Linked DNA regions of Homo sapiens: region 2 is linked to region 1. A link is an interaction called in ENCODE POLR2A ChIA-PET data of the cell type or tissue named here. Cell type or tissue: OCI-LY7. All regions are shown on one strand. Each heading gives the region's core, and the rest is flanking DNA. Links, peaks and the distances in the headings are about the cores only. Region 1 overlaps SLC26A6 (solute carrier family 26 member 6). Region 2 overlaps PRKAR2A (protein kinase cAMP-dependent type II regulatory subunit alpha).

Region 1 (5,584 bases), core at 2,897-5,396:
CATCACCAGGCCTATGTGACATGGCTGTCATGGCAGCCGGGCTAGCTGTTTCCCATTCCCTGTCTTCCCTGGTGTAGGCTGCCTCCCCCAAGGGCGCCTCAGTTTCCATTAATGTCAACACCAGCCTTGAAGACATGAGGAGCAACAACGTTGAGGACTGCAAGATGATGGTGAGACTGGAGGTGGGAAAGGAGGTGACAGCTGTGAGCTGCAGAGATGCAGGATCCACATGTCTCATGAGGAATGCCATGGACCCAGCAGCTGTGGGCTCGAGGGTGTTGCGCCGATGGCAGGAGGAGTGGGGAGGCTGGGTCAGATATTCTTCAGGGAGCGTCGTGATATGCCACAGAATCTAGGCTTAGATTCTCAGGCCTAGATGAAGACCTTGAATTTGTAGATCCCACAAGACTTCCCCCAGAGTCTGCTCATGGGTAGAGGAAAGGGATGGGGTATATGGGAGAAAATCAAGGGGTCAAAGGCAGGCGTGGTGGTACGCGCCTGTAGTCCCAGCTCTTCGGGAGGCTAAGGCGGGAAAATCATTTGAGCCCAGGAGCTCGGGGCTGCAGTGCGCTCTAATGGTGCCTGTGAATAACCACTGCATTCAGCCTGGGCAATGAAGCGAGACCCCGTCTCTAAAAAAAAAATTGAGGGGTCAAAGAGGATGCCAAACTTAATTAGAGACTGAGACAGGGCAGGGTGCCGAGGTGTCTGCATGCGTTTCATGTGGATGCCCGTGTCTATTCTGGCCTGCTCCTGGGCCCCCTCCCCACTCAGCCCTGGCTGATGAGAATGGGACAGGGACTCCCTTCTCGTGTCCCTGTGCAGCGTCGGCCCAGGAGGTAGCAGAGCAGTATATGCACATCTGGGTGTGCCCTCCTGCATGTCCCCACACATCTGTCATTCCTGTCTTTGCACACCTATGTGACTCCCGCATGTTTGTGTCCTTATGTGTCCCATGCATGCTCCCCATCTGACCTTGCGTGTTCTCGCGTGTCTGTGTGCGGCCAGTCCTGCCTTCACTCTCTCATGGGTGGCCCTGGCAGCATGTCTGGCTCCCCAGCAGGTGAGCTCAGGAGATAAGATGGAAGATGCAACAGCCAATGGTCAAGAAGACTCCAAGGCCCCAGATGGGTCCACACTGAAGGCCCTGGGCCTGCCTCAGCCAGACTTCCACAGCCTCATCCTGGACCTGGGTGCCCTCTCCTTTGTGGACACTGTGTGCCTCAAGAGCCTGAAGAATGTAAGGACGGGGGCAGGCCAAGGCCCCTCGAGCTTCCACACTGACCCTGTAATTTGCCCTGAGAGCACTCCCAGCCTCTGACTCCCCAAACCCTCAAAGCTCCCCTTCTAAACTCCCTCCCCAAGCCTGCCCGAGCCCCCCTCTGAGTCCCTGAGCCTCCCTCTGAGGCTGGCCCCCTTTTCCGCTACAGATTTTCCATGACTTCCGGGAGATTGAGGTGGAGGTGTACATGGCGGCCTGCCACAGTGAGTAGGGTGGGAACAGCAGGAGGGACCTGGGAAGAGGGTAGGATACTTTTGGCCAAGGGGTTTTCCAAGTAGCACAAGGAAAAAGTCTTTCTCTGGAACTGGAGGTCAGAGGTGTCCTGGGAGACAGGAGTCCAGGGTTACAAGTGATGTGGATTCAGCTGTAGCCTCAGGGGTGGAGGTCAGGGGTGATGAGGTCAGGGCATTCTGTTGGCTCCCGGGAGTTGAGTTCCTAGAGGTTCTGAGAGTCAGGGGAGGCCTACTTCTTGCCCACAGGCCCTGTGGTCAGCCAGCTTGAGGCTGGGCACTTCTTCGATGCATCCATCACCAAGAAGCATCTCTTTGCCTCTGTCCATGATGCTGTCACCTTTGCCCTCCAACACCCGAGGCCTGTCCCCGACAGCCCTGTTTCGGTGAGCCTACCTCTGGCCTGCCAAGCTCTTTTTTGTTAATCTATTGCTTGTCCCCACCCTGGCCCCAGCTCCAGGGAGTCTTTCCTGGTGGCCATGGCTCTGTCCCCAGTGGGCCCAGTGCTTTCTCCGCTGTCTTTGGATAAAGCTGTTCTAGGGGCGGGGGTTGGTCTGTGTCCTTTGGAAACTGACTAGAGCCTCCCCTCCTCTGCCTGCTCAGGTCACCAGACTCTGAACATGCTACATCCTGCCCAAGACTGCACCTCTGGAGGTGCAGGGCACCCTTGAGAAGCCCCTCACCCCTAGGCCGCCTCCAGGTGCTACCCAGGAGTCCCCTCCATGTACACACACACAACTCAGGGAAGGAGGTCCTGGGACTCCAAGTTCAGCGCTCCAGGTCTGGGACAGGGCCTGCATGCAGTCAGGCTGGCAGTGGCGCGGTACAGGGAGGGAACTGGTGCATATTTTAGCCTCAGGAATAAAGATTTGTCTGCTCAACTCCAGTCTCTGCTGTGGCTTGGTGGGGCCCTGGTGGTGGGTGGTCCACAGCTGTGGCTGCTGACCCTTCCTGTGCCCTGAAGGTGAGACGGGGCAGAAGGTGTAGGAAGGACTCGGGAGGTTAGGGTACAGAGCAGGGGAGCTGTGGAGGCATCCCCTGTTAAGGTCTCTCCCCAGCCATGCATAGCCCTCACTCGCTGTCTCCTCAGATGTGAAACAGTTGGAACCAGAGCTGCTTCTCAGGAATAATTTGCTCTCAGGAATACCCGAGAAGGTACAGGGCAGCGTGGGTGCCAATGGGCAGTCCCTGGAGGATACAGAGTGAACACCTAGGAGCAGCTGTTCCCCCACACTGCTGCTCTATGCTTAAGAATAAGCATGACCGGGCCGGGCACGGTGGTTCACACCTGTAATCCCAGCACTTTGGGAAGCAGAGGCAGGTGGATCACTTGACATCAGGAGTTCAAGAACATCCTGGCCAACATGGTGAAATCCCACCTCTACTAAAAATACAAAAGTTAGTCGGGCGTGGTGATACATGCCTGTAATCCCAGCTACTCGGGAAGCTGAGGCATGAGAATCGCTTGAACTTGGGAGGCAGAGGTTGCAATGAGCCCAGATCATGCCCCGCATGGGTGACAGATCACCTGGGCATGGTAGAACACTGTCAGCCAAGGAGTGTGTGTTGATTTCTGCCATTAAATGCCGACATCTGGGCATGTGACCCAGCAGGCAGTGGGGCGTTGGGTCAGCTGACAGTGATGGCAGGGGAGGGACCGGGTCTTAGGATCTGTCTGGGCCTCAGTGTGCTGTTCATCGGTAGAGCGTGAGTGGCTACAATTCTTGCTTCAGGGGTTGCTCAGTGAATATTAAATGAGTAGATGCCGGGCCTATAATCCCAGCACTTTGGGAGGCCCGAGGCAGGTGAAACCCCATCTCTACTAAAAATACAAAAATGAGCTGGGCATGGTGCTGGACGCCTGTAATCCCAGCTACTGGGAAGGCTGAGGTGGGAGGATCAATTGAACCCAAGAGGCGGAGGTTGCAGTGAGCTGAAATCATGCTGGAGGGAGCTGCACTCCAGCTCGTGTGACAGAGCAAGACCCTGTCTCAAAAATAAATGAGGAAATGCCAGGAAATGCGAAAACAATGCTGGGCTCAGGTCCTCTCCTCCAAACATGCGAGCACTGCTGTTCATCAGGTGCTGAGCAGGTGCCAGGCTCTGTGCAGGGGTCTGGGCACCATCCTGAGCATGGACAGAGGCCACCCTGCCCTTCAAATCGCAGAGGTACCCTTGCCTGGCTCTGTTTTATCATGGTCTGTATTGGTGCCTGGCACCATCACCCCCCACCCCCCAACTCATGGCCTAGAAGTTCAGCCCCAGGAAATAAGAGCTTTTATTTACTCTGTCACACCACGTCCTAGCATCAGAAATGGTGCCTGGCAGCTGCTCAGTAAATATTGTTTGAATGAAGCTTATATGTTGGAGAGGGCAGTTTAGACCTCAAACAGGAAATTGCAGGTAGTTAGAAATGCTTTGAAGAAAATAAAGCAGGGTCACGTGATAGAAGAGGTCATATGTTACCCAAGATGCTCATGGGAGGGGGACTCAGCAGGTGACCCTGGAACTGAAATTCCAGCCATAAGAAAGAAGGTGACTTTCTAGGCCTGGGGAGCTGTGGTGCTGGCAGTGGGGGTATTGAGGCAGGCCTGTGGGAGGCAGGGGCAGCATGAGCTGAGGTGAGAGGGTGGGGGGACCTCACAGTCCAGGGGGAGACTTTGGGCTTTGTTCTGACAGCGGGGGAGCTGCCTGTGGATTTTGATCCCACATCTTTGAGCACTCACCCAACTGCGATGTGGACTGTGGGGCTGCGGTTGGGTGTGGGGGACCTGCGAGTTTGGTCAGCCTAGAGAGGTGATGCCCCTGGTGGAAAGCAAAAGGTTTTAGGGGCCGTGTGGATTTTTTTTTTTTTTCTTTTTAAATCGGCTCTTGCTCTGTTCCCCGGGCTGGAGTGCAGTGCTGTGATCACCACTCACTACAGCATTGACCTCCTGGGCTCAAGCGATCTTCCTGCCTCAGCCTCCTAAGTAGCTGGGACTACAGGTACATGCCACCACACCCAGCTAGTTCCCCCACCTCCCCCCACCCAAGACGGAGTCTCGCTCTGTCGCCCAGGCTGGAGTGCAATGGTACGATCTTGGCTCACTGCAACCTCCACCTCCTGGGTCCAAGTGATTCTCCCACCTCAGCCTCCTGAATAGCTGGGATTACAGGCACCCACCATCATGTCCAGCTAATTTTTGTATTTTTGTAGAGACGAAGTTTCACCATATTGGCCAGGCTGGTTTTGAACTCCTGACCTCAAGTGATCCTCCTGCCTTGGCCTCCCAAAGTGTTGGGATTACAGGGGTGAGCCACCGCACCCAGCCCCAGCTAGTTTTTGTTTGTTTGTATTTTGAGATGGAGTCTCGCTCTGTCGCCCAGGCCAGAGTGCAGTGACATGATCTCAACTCACTGCAAACTCTGCCTCCCGGGTTTAAGTGATTCTCCTGCCTCAGCTTCCCAAGTAGCTGGGACTACAGGGGTGTGCCAGCACGCCCAGCTAATTTTTTTTTTTTTTTGTATTTTTAGTAGAGACGGGGTTTCACCATGTTAGCCAGGATGGTCTCAATTTCCTGATGTCGTGATCCACCCACCTCAGCTTCCTGAAGTGCTGGGATTACAAGTGTGAGCCACCACAGCCGGCCTTTTTCTTTTTTTTGAGATGGAGTTTTGCTGTTGTTGCCCAGGCTGGAATGCAATGGCGCGATCTCGGCTCACCACAACCTCCACCTTCCAGGTTCAAGTGATTCCCCTGCCTCGGCCTGCTGAGTAGCTGGGATTACAGGCATGAACCACCACGCCTGGCTATTTTAGTAGAGGCAGGTCTCCATGTTGGTCAGGCTGGTCTCGAGCCCCCGACCTCGGGTGATCCATCTGCCTTGGCCTCCCAAAGTGCTGGGATTACAGGCCTGAGCCATGGTGCCCAGCCTAGTTAAAAAAAAAAAAAAAGTTTGTAAGGTCGGGTGCGGTGGCTCACGCCTGTAATCCCAGCACTTTGGGAGGCCGAGGCAGGTGGATCACGAGGTCAGAAGATTGAGACCATCCTGGCTAACACGGTGAAACCCCGTCTCTACTAAAAATACAAAAA
Region 2 (12,997 bases), core at 4,768-7,267, 120 kb before region 1:
GTGGTGACCCCATATTTTTCTGAGGTTCTTCTTTTCCATGGTGTTACTTTATTATCAGAAAGTAAATTCAGAAAACAGGTCTTGCCCTTAGCAGACAAGAACCACACCAGTTTCTTGTAAAGGTAACGGATACATTGGGATTCAGGAGTGACACAGAGGTCCAGCCCCAGAACTTGTAAGGATTTTGTTTGAACACTGAGCAGATGCCTCCTCCCTGCCACCCATCACACTAGTTAGGGCTGGCCATGAATTCTATGCCAGAGTCACTCCTGCAGTCTGCTAGGGATGGGCCTTCTTATCCCACTCTCGCACACATCCCAGTCTAGTCTTTGCCTTCACAGAGTCCTCCTTGACACCCCTGACTTAATGATAGTTGCTGTTTTGGAGTAGAATTGATCAGGTTTAAGTCATCCTGCTCAGGTTGGGCATAGTGGCTCATGCCTGTAATCTCAGCACTTTGGGAAGCCAAAGTGGGAGGATTGCTTGAGCCCAGGAGTTCCAAACCATCCTGGGCAACAGAGGGAGACCCTGTCTCTACCAAGAAAAAAAAAAAAAAAAAAAGTTAAAAAAACAATTAGCTGGACCTGGTGGTGCACACTCAGTAGGCTGAGGTGAAAGGATTCCTTTAACCTGGGAGACTGAAGCTGCAGTGAGCCATGATCGTGCCACTGCACTCCAGTCTGGGGGACAAAGTGGGACCCTATCTCAAAAAAAAAAAAAAAAAGTCATCCTCCTCCAACTACTGATTGACATATGGATCATCAGTTCAGACCCTCACTGCATACAGGATCCCTAGAGGGTTCTATTTAATAGCTTGAGGAAGGGAGACTTTAAAAGGACGTGTGTGAGTGAAATAGGATATAGCCATTACCACGGTGCCAGGACCTGACAGCGTTCCAATTCTTTTTGCAGCATGGGGAATCAAAGGTGGCATGCCAAGTTCAACTCAGGGCTGAGGTATCCACATTGTCCACATCAGGCAAGCCCTGCACTGACGGTTGAGCCTCATGGAGAGGAGCATGTGTTGGAAAGAGATCCCTTTGTTAACTGTTTTGTGGTGTTCTCTTCAATGAATTAGAGCTCATGCCCCTTTTCTGGCTTTGCTGTTGATTTTGGATGGTAGAGAATATTCCTGAGAGCCTTCCTTTTGGCCCCCAGCTTATGCCACCCACTCTCTTCTCTTGGTTGAATTCTCTGAAGGAAAGGTTCATGTGCTATTGTCCTGTTAGTCAATAGTCTTCATATATAATTGTGTTACATATATTGCTGTAGACTCTCAGAAATCAGGGTAGAGCTTTTCCTTTGAGCAGTTTAATGAGTGAATTCAGCAGCAAAGTCGCAAGAAATGGTTCTCCAGCCAGGAGAGGTTATGTTTATCCTCTGATTGCCCGTTTTCTCTGCACACAGTGATATCGTATTCAGTGAGAGGTGCTGTTGGCACCCAGCAGCACCCTGGGCACACAGCATTTCATGTCATGTCACAGTGTACAAGCTACCCTCTAATTCAGAAAGAAGAGCATTTTGCACAGAGAAAAATAAAAAGATCCATGAATGTCATCTTTTATCTTTTATTTTCAGTTGGCTGATGTTGGAATTTTTGTTCTTGTCATGAACTTGTAAACCAATCTTGCCAAGATACAAGTTGTTTTGGTTTTTCACTACAATGACCTCTTGTTCCTCCTGTCTTGACTGCTGACGTTCCTCAATGATTCTATTGTCTATTTTATGGGAAGCAGCCTTCCCATAGGTTTCCTTTTACACACTGCAGGGCTATCTTTATACTTTAAAAAAAAAAAAAAAAAAAAAAAAAAGGACAAGAACTGTCACTAACCTCATGGAGGGGTTTGCGTAAAACCATTTAGCCCACCTTGAGCAAAGGGTAGATTCCGTGTTGTTTTTTTAAGCTCACTGTAATAAAATAAATCTAATTCAGCATTATTGTGCTACCTCAAAGGTAAAAAATGTTTTAAGGTCTTCTTTTGGTCCTGAGTTCTATATACAGTGTTTGAAATGTCCTTCATTTGGAATTATTTTTTAAATTCTTGGAGTGAATTTTATTTTAATCTGTTTTAATCTTGTATTTTAATCTCAGAAGAATAAGTGATTGAAACGTGATCAATTCTTGCTCTGTGGTGTTAAACATATAATGAACAGTCATTAAGAATTAAGTCACTGTTTGCCATAAACAAGGTTGATGTTCTTTTTGTTGTTGTTAAGGAAACCCTAGGGCTCGGCTTTACTCTTGATTAATAAAGGCTGACAAATCATGTCTGACTTTCTGGTGCAGTCTTATGTTACGTGTTTGCCATTTTGCTTCAGGGCTCCAGGCCGTCATAGCACTCCTTTGGCAGATTCATTCTTCTGGTAGATCTGGGATTAGGGTATGAGCCCTTGAAAATTAGGGACCCCTTGTACTAGTCAGGGTTCTCCAGAGAAGCAGTCAGTAGGGTGTGTGTGTATGTGTATAAAGATTCTTTTTTTTTTTTTTTTTTTTTTTTTAGTGACAGGATCTCACTATGTTGTCCAGGCTGGTTTCAAACTCCTAGGCTCAAGCAGTCTTCCTGCCTCAGCTTCCAGCTTCCCAAAGTGCTGGAATTATAGGTGTGAGCCACTGCACCCAGCCTAAAGATTTATTATAAGGAATTGGCTCACACAGTTATGGAGGTGGGCAAGTCCCAAGATCTGCAGGGTGAATTGGCTAGCTGTAGACCCAGGAGAGCCAATGGTTTAGTTCCAGTTCAAATGTGAAGGCCTGAGATTCAGAAGAGCCAATGTTGTTGTTCTTGTCCAAAAGCCAGCAGGCTCAAGACCCAGGAAGAACCAGTGTTTCAGTTAGCGTCCAAAAGCAGGAAAAAAGACAACATCCCAGTTCAAAGGTGGGCATTCTGTCTTACTTGGGGAAGAGTTGGCCTTTTTGTTCTATTCACGCCTTCGACTGATTGGATGAGGCCCACACACATTAGGGAAGGTCATCTACTTTACTTCTATACCAAATTAAATGTTAATCTTATCCAGGCTGGGCACGATGACTCAGACCTGTAATCCCAGCACTTTGGGAGGTGGAGGTGGGCGGATCACCTGAGGTCAGGAGTTTGAGACCAGCCTGGCCAACATGGTGAAACCCAGTCTCTACTAAAAACACAAATATTAGCCAGGTATGGTGGCACATTCCTATAATCCCAGCCATTTGGAAGGCTGAGGTAGGAGAGTCACTTGAACCCAGGAGGTGGAGGTTGCAGTGAGCCGAGATTGCATCATTCCACTCACTCCAGCATGGGCGACAAGAGTGAAACTCAGTCTCAAAAAAAAAAAAAAAAAAAAAAAACCTTATCCAAAAACACCCTCACAGAAACATCTGGAATAATGTTGGATCAAATATCTGGGCACACTGTGGCCCAGTCAAGTTAACACATAAAATTAGCAATCACAACATGGTATTTGAATGGTTGTGGATGATGTGCAAGGGTATCCTGTATATCCCTTGCCAGGAAGACAAACTCACCAATGAAACCCAGCAGAGCTGGGTATGGTGGCTCACACCTGTAATCCAGGTGCTTTGGGAGGCTAAGGCAGGAGGATCATTGAAGTTTGAAACCAGCCTGGGCAACATAGTAAGACCCTGTCTCTACAAAAAATAAAAAATAGCCTGGCACGGTGTCTGAAAAAAAAAAAAAAAAAGGCTGGGTGCGGTTGCTCATGCCTATAATCCCAGGACTTTGGGAGGCTGAGGCAGGTGGATCATTTGAGGTCAGGAGTTTAAAACCAGCCTGGCCAACATGGTGAAACCCCGTCTCTACTAAAAATACAAATATTATCCAGGTGTGGTGGCGGGTGCCTGTAATCCCAACTACTCAGGAGGCTGAGGCAGGAGAATTGCTTGAACCCAGGAGGTAGAGGTTGCAGTGAACCAAGATTGCGCCACTGCACTCCAGCCTGGGCAACAGAGTGAGACTCCGTTTAAAAAAAAAAGTAGAAAACATCTGTCACTCAATATTATTTACATAATTTCCTTCTCTGTGACATGGCTATAACCAGAACTAGCAAGGATGCTGTGACAGCCCACTGTACCTACAATTTCTTTTCAGGTGACCAAAGGAAGCGCCTTGTTGCAGTTTGATCTTGCCCACATTTGGACAGAGACACCTGCCTGTACCAAAGGGCCAACTGTGGGAGCATATGAAATCTAGGACCCAAGCAACTGGTAGATGGAAATCTTGGGACTCACTAGGGCCCAATAAACTGGTAGCTGAACCCTCTAAAAACCAAAGTGTCTTTGTTTGAAAGCTTTAAAAATTAAATGTCAGCCAGGCATGGTGGCTCACTCCTGTAATCTCAGCCCTTTGGGAGGCTGAAGTGGGAGGATCGCTTGAGCCCAGGAGTTTAAGACCAGCCTGGGCAACATAGTGAAACCGCATCTCTCGCTCTTTTTTTTTTTTAAAGACAGAGTCTTGCTCTGTCGCCCAGGCTGGAGTGCAGTGACGTGATCTTGGCTCATTGCAAGCTCCACCTCCTGGGTTCATGCTATTCTCCTTGCCTCAGCCTCCCGAGTAGCCAGGACTACAGGCGCCCACCACCATGCCCGGCTAATTTTTTTTTTTTTTCAGTAGAGACAGGGTTTCACCGTGTTAGCCAGGATGGTCTCGATCATGAAACCGCATCTCTAAAAAATTTTTTTTAATTAAAAAAAAATTGTGGCTGGGCACAGTGGCTCACGCCTATAATCCCAGCTCTTAGGGAGGCAGAGGCAGGAGGATAGCTCGAGCCCAGGAGTCCGAGACCTGCCTGGGCAACGTAACGAGACCCCATTCTCCACCAAAAGGAAAAAACAAAATTGTGGTTTTGTTTTCGTGGTAGTACTGCTATGACATAAGACATTCCAGGACAATGTCAAGATCATATCATCCGTAGTCTCAGCCTTGAAGAGGGAACATTACATGAGGACTATGTTAGTGTGTCCTAACAGGAAGCTAGAAATTTGTCCCATCAAAGTTACCTGAATATATTACCTGAGTATATAGTGATAGGGAATCACTTAATTTTATAACAACAATTAAAACAGTATTAAAAAGTGGGAGGAAATTGGGGTCACTTAACAAAGCATCATATTAAGTATAAATTTTGCTTCCTTTACCCATTCTCTCTAGAGACAAATCATGGCCAGTGATACATACTGTTACCTGATTGTTTTCTGATATATAAATAAAATGTGGAGTGTTGGCCAGGTGCTGTGGCTCACGCCTGTAATCCCAGCACCTTGGGAGGCCGAGGCAGGCGGACCATGAGGGTAAGAGATCAAGACCATCCTGGCCAACGTAGTGAAACCCCGCGTCTACTAAAAATACAAAAATTAGGGCGGGCACAGTAGCTCACACCTGTAATCCCGACACATTGGAAAGCCGAGGTGGGCAGAACATGAGGTCAGGAGTTCGAGACCAGCCTGACCAACATGGTGAAACCCCGTCTCTACTGAAAATACAAAAATTAGCCGGGTGTGATGGTGTGCAGTAATTCCAGCTACTCAGGAGGCTGAGGCAGGAGAATCACTTGAACCTGGGAGGCGAAGGTTGCAGTGAGCCGAGATCGTGCTACTGCACTCCAGCCTGGGCAACAGAGCAAGACTCCATCTCAAAGAAAAAAATAAATAAAAGTACAAAAATTATCTGGGCGTGGTGGCATGCGCCTGTAGTCCCAGCTATTCGGGAGGTTGAGGCAGGAGAATCGCTTGAACCTCGGAGGCGGAGTTTTCAGTGAGCTGAGATCGTGCCACTGCACTCCAGCCTGGCAACAGAGTGAGACTCCGTCTCAAAAAAAGAAAAAAAAATGCTGAGTGTTGACCAGGAACCTACTAATCAGTTGTGAATTCAGACAAGTATTACCAAGTTCTAACTTGGAATGTTAGAAGTTAGGTCTGCCTAAGCTCATTTGTTCATTGAATAAATCCTGATGACCAGCTGTGAATGTTTCTAACCCTGTGTTTAAACCCCAAGAATTAGCAACAATAATGGTACTGAGATCTATCAGGTGATTCCTGGAGCTTTCATCCAGTGCCCGTGGAGTTTATCCTCCATGTTTCTCTCTTTTTTTTTTTTTTTTTTTTGAGTGCAGTGGCACGATCTCAGCTCACTGCAAGCTCCGCCTCCCGGGTTCAAGTGATTCTCGAGCCTCAGCCTCCCGAGTAGCTGGGATTACAGGCGTGTGCCACCATACCTGGCTAATTTTTGTATTTTTATAGAAATGGGGTTTCACCATGTTGGCCTGGCTGGTCTCAAACTCCTGACTTCAGGTGATCCGCCAGTCTCAGCCTCCCAAAGTGCTGGAATTACAGGCGTGAGCTGCCGCTCCGGGCCTGTTCCTCCACATTTCTGGACTCATGCAGATAGCAGCCCCTCTCCTATCTCAAGGATGATTATGCTTCTAGTGTCTGTTGTCCTTAGTCATGCTACTCTTTTCTCTCTGGGCTGCTGTTGTGTCTTCATAAAATGAGTAACCTAGACACGCAAGCATGTGATGTCCCTTGCTGCTCTACCTTGCATCATACAATTCTGTTTATAGAAGCATTCTGGGGGAGCAGTGAAAGGAGAACAGCTAGTTTTTTGTTTTGTTTTGTTGTATTTTGTTTTGTTTTTTGAGACAGAGTCTCACTCTGTTACCTAGGCTGGAGTGCAGTGGTGTGATCTCAGCTCACTGCAACCTCCGCCTTCCGTGTTCAAGCGATTCTCCTGCCTCAGCCTCCCAAGTAGCTGGGACTACAGGCATGCGCCACCACGCCTAGCTAAGTTTTGTATTTTTAGTAGAGACGGGGTTTCCCTATGTTGGCCAGGCTGGTCTTGAACTCCTGACCTCATGATCCGCCCTCCTTGTCCTCCCAACGTGCCGGGATTATAGGCATGAGCCACTGCGCCTGGCCAAGAACAACTAGATTTAAGATTTGAAGGACTCCCCCCAGGTAGGGACTCCTCAGAAACTGTCATCTTTTTTTTTTTTTTTTTTGAGACAGAGTTTCACTCTTGTCGCCCAGGCCAGAGTGCAGTGGCACAATCTCGGCTCATTGCAACCTCTCTGCCTCCTTAGTTCAAGTGATTGTCCTGCTTCAGCCTCCCAAGAAGCTGGGATTACAGGCACCCACCACCATGCCCAGCTAATTTTTGTATTTTTAGTAGAGACAGGGTTTCACCATGTTGGCCAGGCTGCTCTGGAACTCCTGAGCTCAAATGATTCGCCCGCCTCAGCCTCCCAAAGTGCTGGGATTGCAGGCGTGAGCCACTGCGCCCAGCCAGAAATTGTGATCTTTATGCTAGTTATTCTAAACATCATGAGAAAGTTTGGCCAGCAATGCATTTCTGGCCTCAATTGCCTTCTGTGAGGTCAGGTGCTAGGAATCAAATTTTTCTGAAGGTGTCTCTTTTTTTTTGAGACAGAGTCTCGCTCTTGTTGCCCAGGCTAGAGTGCAATGGCGTAATCTTGGCTCACTGCACTTCGCCTCCCGGGTTCAAGCAATTCTTCTGCCTCAGCCTCCTAGTGTAGCTGGAATTACAGGCATGTGCCACCACGCCCAGCTAATTTTGTATTTTTAGTAGAGACCTGAGGTGATCCGCCCGCTTCGGCCTCCCAAAATGCTGGGATTACAGGCGTGAGCCACTGCGCCCAGTTGAAGGTGTCTCTTATGTGTGAATTTTTTTTTTTTTGAGACAGTCTTACTCTGTTGCCCAGGCTGGAGTGTGCAGTGGCGTGATCTTGGCTCACTGCAACCTCCTCCGCCTCCCGGGTTCAAGCAATTCTCCCGCCTCCACCTCCCGAGTAGCTGGGATTACAGGCATGCGCCACCACGCCCAGCTAATTTTTGTATTTTTAGTAGAGATGGGGTTTCACCATGTTGGCCAGGATGGTCTCGAATCCCTGACGTCAAGTGATCCACCCATTTCGGCCTCCCAAAGTGCTGGGATTACAGGTGTGAGCCACCGCGCCCAGCCACTTACAACATTTCTAACCCTCCCTCTCACTTCTTCCCAACCAGAATCCTTGATCTTGTGGGCATTTCTTTCTGTTCTATAAAACCATTTATCTGGCATGTCTTTCAGTACACAAAGTTAGGCGTGCCCAGCCCATTTGTACACCACAGGGCAGGAGGCTAGCCAGGCTACAGTATGAGACCAGAGGATTGGCACTACCCACTAGGAAAACCAGCAGGACTCTTCACCAGTCAGTCTATGCTGATAGGCAGACAAATGCACATTTGACAGGCAGCTATTGGGGAAGGCTGCTGAAACAGAAGATACCAGCCAAATCCCCTGTAGCCTTCTTGGCCATGGGCCTACCCCTTCCTCCCTCTGCAGAACTGCACTGAGCCAGGGGACAAAGGTCACTGTGTACTCTGCTATAAGCCAGGATCCAGCAATACCCTTTCTGGCTAGGTCCTCCAACTCCCGGAAGGAGGGGAGGTGTGTGCAGTTGTTTTTTGTCTGCTAAACAGATAAAAAGGAGCTAAAATCTAGACCCACCAGATAAGCAAACCAGCACTTTAGAGTATAACATCCAGTGATGGTCAAACTGTTCACTTTCATTCTGAAACTGCTGGCGTGGGCACGAGTGGACAGCTGCAGTACACACTCCCATGTCTGCTGTGAGCTGAGTCTTGGCCTGTGGCCAGGTAGGGAGAAGGCCTTTGGGACGGGTAAGCCTGGGACGCGGGACATGCTGGAAGCACGCGTGAGTGGCAGTACTGCATTTTGCCACTTTGGCCAGCAGGGGCCGGGCTGTCCTGGAGCTCCCAGCATCCTGCCCCAGAACTGTGCAGCCGGCCCCAAGCCCAGGGTGACAAATGAGGCTGCGCGCTGGCTCAGGGCCCCCGCTGACCTTCCAAGTCTCAGCCCAGACCCCACACGAGGGGTTGTTCTCCAGGAAGCTCCAGCCTTGGTGGCACTGGGTCCCTGAGCTCTTTTCCAACCAGAGCATAGCTGGGTGGAAGAGCATGTGACCCTCAGACTCTGAGCTTGGGGCGCTGCACCTCCCTCGGGACTCAAGATGGTTCCACCTGGCTGACAGCTCCTGTCTCAGTCTAGCCAGACAAAAACGGGTTGGGACCCTCATCCTGGGCCTCCGCTTGCAGCTGTGTACGAAGATGGCAGGCTTATGGGAGGATGTCCACTCCCACTGACCCTGGCATTGCCTGAGTCCCTTGCCTACCTGGGCTGGGCCAAGACCCAACTGCAATCAATTGTCTGGGGTCCACTCGCTGCTGTGGTCTCTGCCTTTGTGCTCACCTCAAGGTTTGTATCTCTGGCTTACAGCAAAAGCAGCCCCCACCCCTAACGCAGAGCTGGCCTCACAACTGAAAACCGGGAAGGCCCTCACTTGGCACTGGGGAACTAGTTCAAGGGCCAGGTGCATGCAAGGGCATATTAAGAGTGCAGGGGTGGGGCCCACTGACACTGGGCGGGCTTCTAGCACAATGGGAATACCTCAGCTGGCCCCTCCAGCTTTGTCCTGCCTGGACGTGCTGGGGACAGGGTGTGTGTGTCCAGGATATACTAGGAACCCTCCCAACCCTGGCCTTGTGGGATCCTTTTCTTGGTAATTTTCCTGTCTTTTGTTCTGGAAAAAAAAAATCTAGGAATTATTTGCCACCAACCCCTCTCTGCATGGCCCACGTCCCAGGGCTGTGGGTGCAGCTGAGGGTCATCAGAGACCTTAGCCCCACCTCTGCCCGAGTGGGACCATTGTGTTCCCAACTCCGAGCTGAGCTGCCTGTCCAGTTCTTCAGCGCTGGAGGCCCTGGGCTGACTCCAGGCAGGAGGGAGTGGGGGTGAGCAAGAACAGCCAGCGGGTTTAAGGAATGGGCAGGAAAAGGAACCTGGAGTGCAGAAGCACCCCTCTACCTCCTCATCAGACTCTTGCCCCCTCCACCTTTGGAGGTCCTCTTTGGGGATCAGAGGCCCATCTCTGCCAGGGGCCTGAAGACCTACATCCTGGAGGTGAGGTCTGTGCTCAGCATCTCACCTGTACCCTTCATCTCCAAAACCATTGCAGTGCTTGCTGCCTGGCCCTAGAGCCCTGTCCTCCAACCTCTCGCACCTCTGCCTCCCTCAGCAATGACTTGCCATGGGTCAGAAACTCCGGTCTCCCTCTTTGCTCCCCACCATCCTCCTCTAGCTCCTGCCCCATTCTGAAACTTGCCTGTGGTTGCCATTACCCTTCCTCACCTCCCATTCTTGCCACAGCCCATGGCACAGTCCCCAGTGACTTCCGCTGACAAAACCAGTGCACATACTAGCTCTCTGGAATCCCAGCAAAATTCACTGGGATTGACTTCTCCCTCCTGCTTCAAGGACCACATTCTCAGGAATCATTCAGCCCTCCTGGTTTTCCTTCCAGCTCTTATGATCATCCTCATCTCTGTTGCCACCTTTAACTACACATAGTTAAATGTTGGAGTGACCCAAGACTGTACTCTGGGCTCTTCTCCCTCCCTCCCTCCTTAGGGAATTTTGTCAGGAACAGTGTGGCTTTGAGTGTTATCACCATGCTGCTCTCTCTGAATTTATACTTCCAGCTGGGACACTTCACCCTGAACTAGTTGTCCCACTGCTTGACATCTCCACTAAGGCTATGAAACAGCTGTCCCAAATATTGTCTTTTTTTTTTTTTTTCTTGAGATGGAGTCTCGCTGTGTTGCTCAGGCTGGAGTGCAGTGGCACGAGCTCGGCTCACTGCAACCTCCACCTCCCAGGTTCAATGGATTCTCCTACCTCAGCCTCCTGAATAGCTGGGATTACAGGTGCAGGCCACCACGTCCTGCTAATTTTGTATTTTTAGTAGAGACAGGACTTCACCATGTTGGCCAGTCTGGTCTGGAACTCCTGATCTCATGTGATCCGCCCGCCTTGGCCTCCCAAAGTGCTGGGATTGCAGGCATGAGCCACCACACCCGGCCCATCCTCTTATTTTTCATCAGTACTCCCTCTCCAGTTGTACCACCCTTCTGTCCTGAAGAAGTCTCCAACTGCCATCACCTCTAATCTGTCCACTCTCAGATCCCAACTCTTCTTTAAAATCCCTCCAGTGCTTTCCCCTCCTTGGACTTAATACTTGGCTTTAGTCCCAGTCTTAATTACCCTCTAGGATTAACAGCCAGAGTCTTATTTTTGAAATGTGACTTTTGCCACATTAGCCCTCGGCTGAGTGCTCATGTAACTTCCTTCCAGCCTTGCAAAGGCGTAAATGGTCCAGGCCAAGGCCTATCTACTGTCCCTTCACTGCAACCACTGGGAACCTTATGCAAATTTTGCTTTGCTTTTGGTTTTGTTTGTTTTTTGAGACAGAGTCTTGCTTTGTCACCCAGGCTAGAGTGCAATGGCACAGTCTCAGCTCACTGCAACCTCCATCTCCCAGATTTAAGCGATTCTCCTGCCTCAGCCTCTCGAGTAGCTGGCACTACAGGTGTGTGCCACCACACCCAGCTAATTTTTTGTATTTTTAGTAGAGACGGGGTTTCACCATTTTGGCCAGGCTGTTCTTGAACTCCTGTCCTAGTGACTCGCCTGCCTCAGCCTCCCAAAGTGCTGGGATTACAGGTGTGAGCCACCATGCCCAGCAGGTTTTGTTTTTTTAATTTAATTTTTTAAAGTGTAGGATATAACAAATACATAAAAGTACATAAAACAAAGATGTTTTGCTCAATTATTTTTCACAGACCAAACAGAAACCCAACACAGATGAAAAACATTCCCAGTGCCCTGCAGCACCCCCTTGTGGCCCACCAGTCACCCCTCCCTACCCTATCCTGAGTTTTAAGATAAGGAGGTCATCACTTCCTTGATTTTCTTAATCTTTCTGTCACCTAAGGATGCCTCTCTAAAGAATTTCTTCGTTCCTCCAGCTAAATATATACCTATAATTAATTGCATAAGAGAGAACCCATCATAACTGCTGTCCTTTAAATCTTTTATCTTTTCCTCTTTTCCTTTCCCTCCCTTCTATCACCATTTTCTGCAACCCATGTTTACAAACTGTATGTTCCCTACTTTTCTCCTGGCTTATATAATTATAAAAGCATACACACGGCCAGGTGCAAGTGGCTCACGCCTGTAATCCCAGCACTTTGGGAGGCTGAGGCAGGTGGATCACCTGAGGTCAGGAGTTAAAGACCAGCCTGCCCAACATGGCGAAACCCTGTCTCTACTAAAAATACAAAAAATTAGCTGCGCATGGTGGCAGGCGCCTGTAATCCCAGCTTCTTGGGAGGCTGAAGCAGGACAATCACTTGAACTCAGGAGGCAGAGAGGTTGCAATGAGCCGAGATTGTGCCACTGCACTCCAGCCTGGGTGACAAGAGCGAAACTCCATCTAAAAATTAAATAAATAATGTTTTTAAAATACAAAAAATTAGCTGGATATGGTGGTGCATGCCTGTAGTCCCAGCTACTCGGGAGGCTGAGGCACAAGAATCGCTTGAAACTGGGAGGCGGAGGTTGCAGTGAGCTAAGAGAGATCACGCCATTGCACTCCAGCCAGGGAGACATCATGAGACTCTGTCTCAAAAAAAAAAAAGCATACACATATTCACACAAAGTGGTTTGTCTTTGTTGTACACATTTAGGTTATTTTGTACATACTTTTCTGCATCTCACTTTTCTTACTCATTCCAACTTTGTGGCAGGCCCTCCAAATGAAGTGGCATTATCCCAGTTCCTTCTTTTTGATGATAATATAAAACCTGTCCACAAATATTTTTATACTCTTCCCACAAAAAGTGGAATCTAAGCTCCCTCTCCTTAAATATGGGCCAGCTTCAGTGACTGCTTCTATTGAATAGAATGGGGCAGAAATTATACTGTGTGATATCTGAATCTAGGTTAGAAAAGTTGATAGAACTAAAACAGGATCCAGATACAGTGACTCACACCTGTAATCCCAGTACTTTGGGAGGCCAAGGTGGGAAGATCACTTGAGCCCCGAAGTTCAAGACCAGCCTGGGCAACATATAGACCCAGTCTCTATT

What was found. Peaks named below come from ENCODE experiments on the same cell type or tissue, not always from the same donor. Only the 100,000 strongest peaks of a DNase experiment are listed, where the experiment ranks them.
Region 2: POLR2A ChIA-PET joins it to region 1 with 7 read pairs; 3 of 35 experiments call an interaction of 5 or more read pairs at or near these places.

Annotation. Positions count from the first base shown.
Region 1 is chr3:48,622,532-48,628,115 of GRCh38, reverse strand. SLC26A6 (solute carrier family 26 member 6) reads left to right here. Exons shown (of 21, transcript NM_022911.3): 17 at 78-170; 18 at 1,061-1,240; 19 at 1,431-1,485; 20 at 1,762-1,898; 21 at 2,116-2,393. The coding sequence ends at 2,130. Among named protein-coding and RNA genes, the nearest start is that of TMEM89, 3.6 kb to the right of the region's middle. In OCI-LY7, for the core only: no CTCF peak of the experiment used is centred there; a DNase peak (open chromatin) is centred at 3,945.
Region 2 is chr3:48,735,856-48,748,852 of GRCh38, reverse strand. PRKAR2A (protein kinase cAMP-dependent type II regulatory subunit alpha) reads left to right here. Exons shown (of 11, transcript NM_004157.4): 11 at 1-2,267. Among named protein-coding and RNA genes, the nearest start is that of IP6K2, 25 kb to the right of the region's middle. RefSeq lists a silencer at 11,218-11,307. In OCI-LY7, for the core only: no CTCF peak of the experiment used is centred there; no DNase peak of the experiment used is centred there.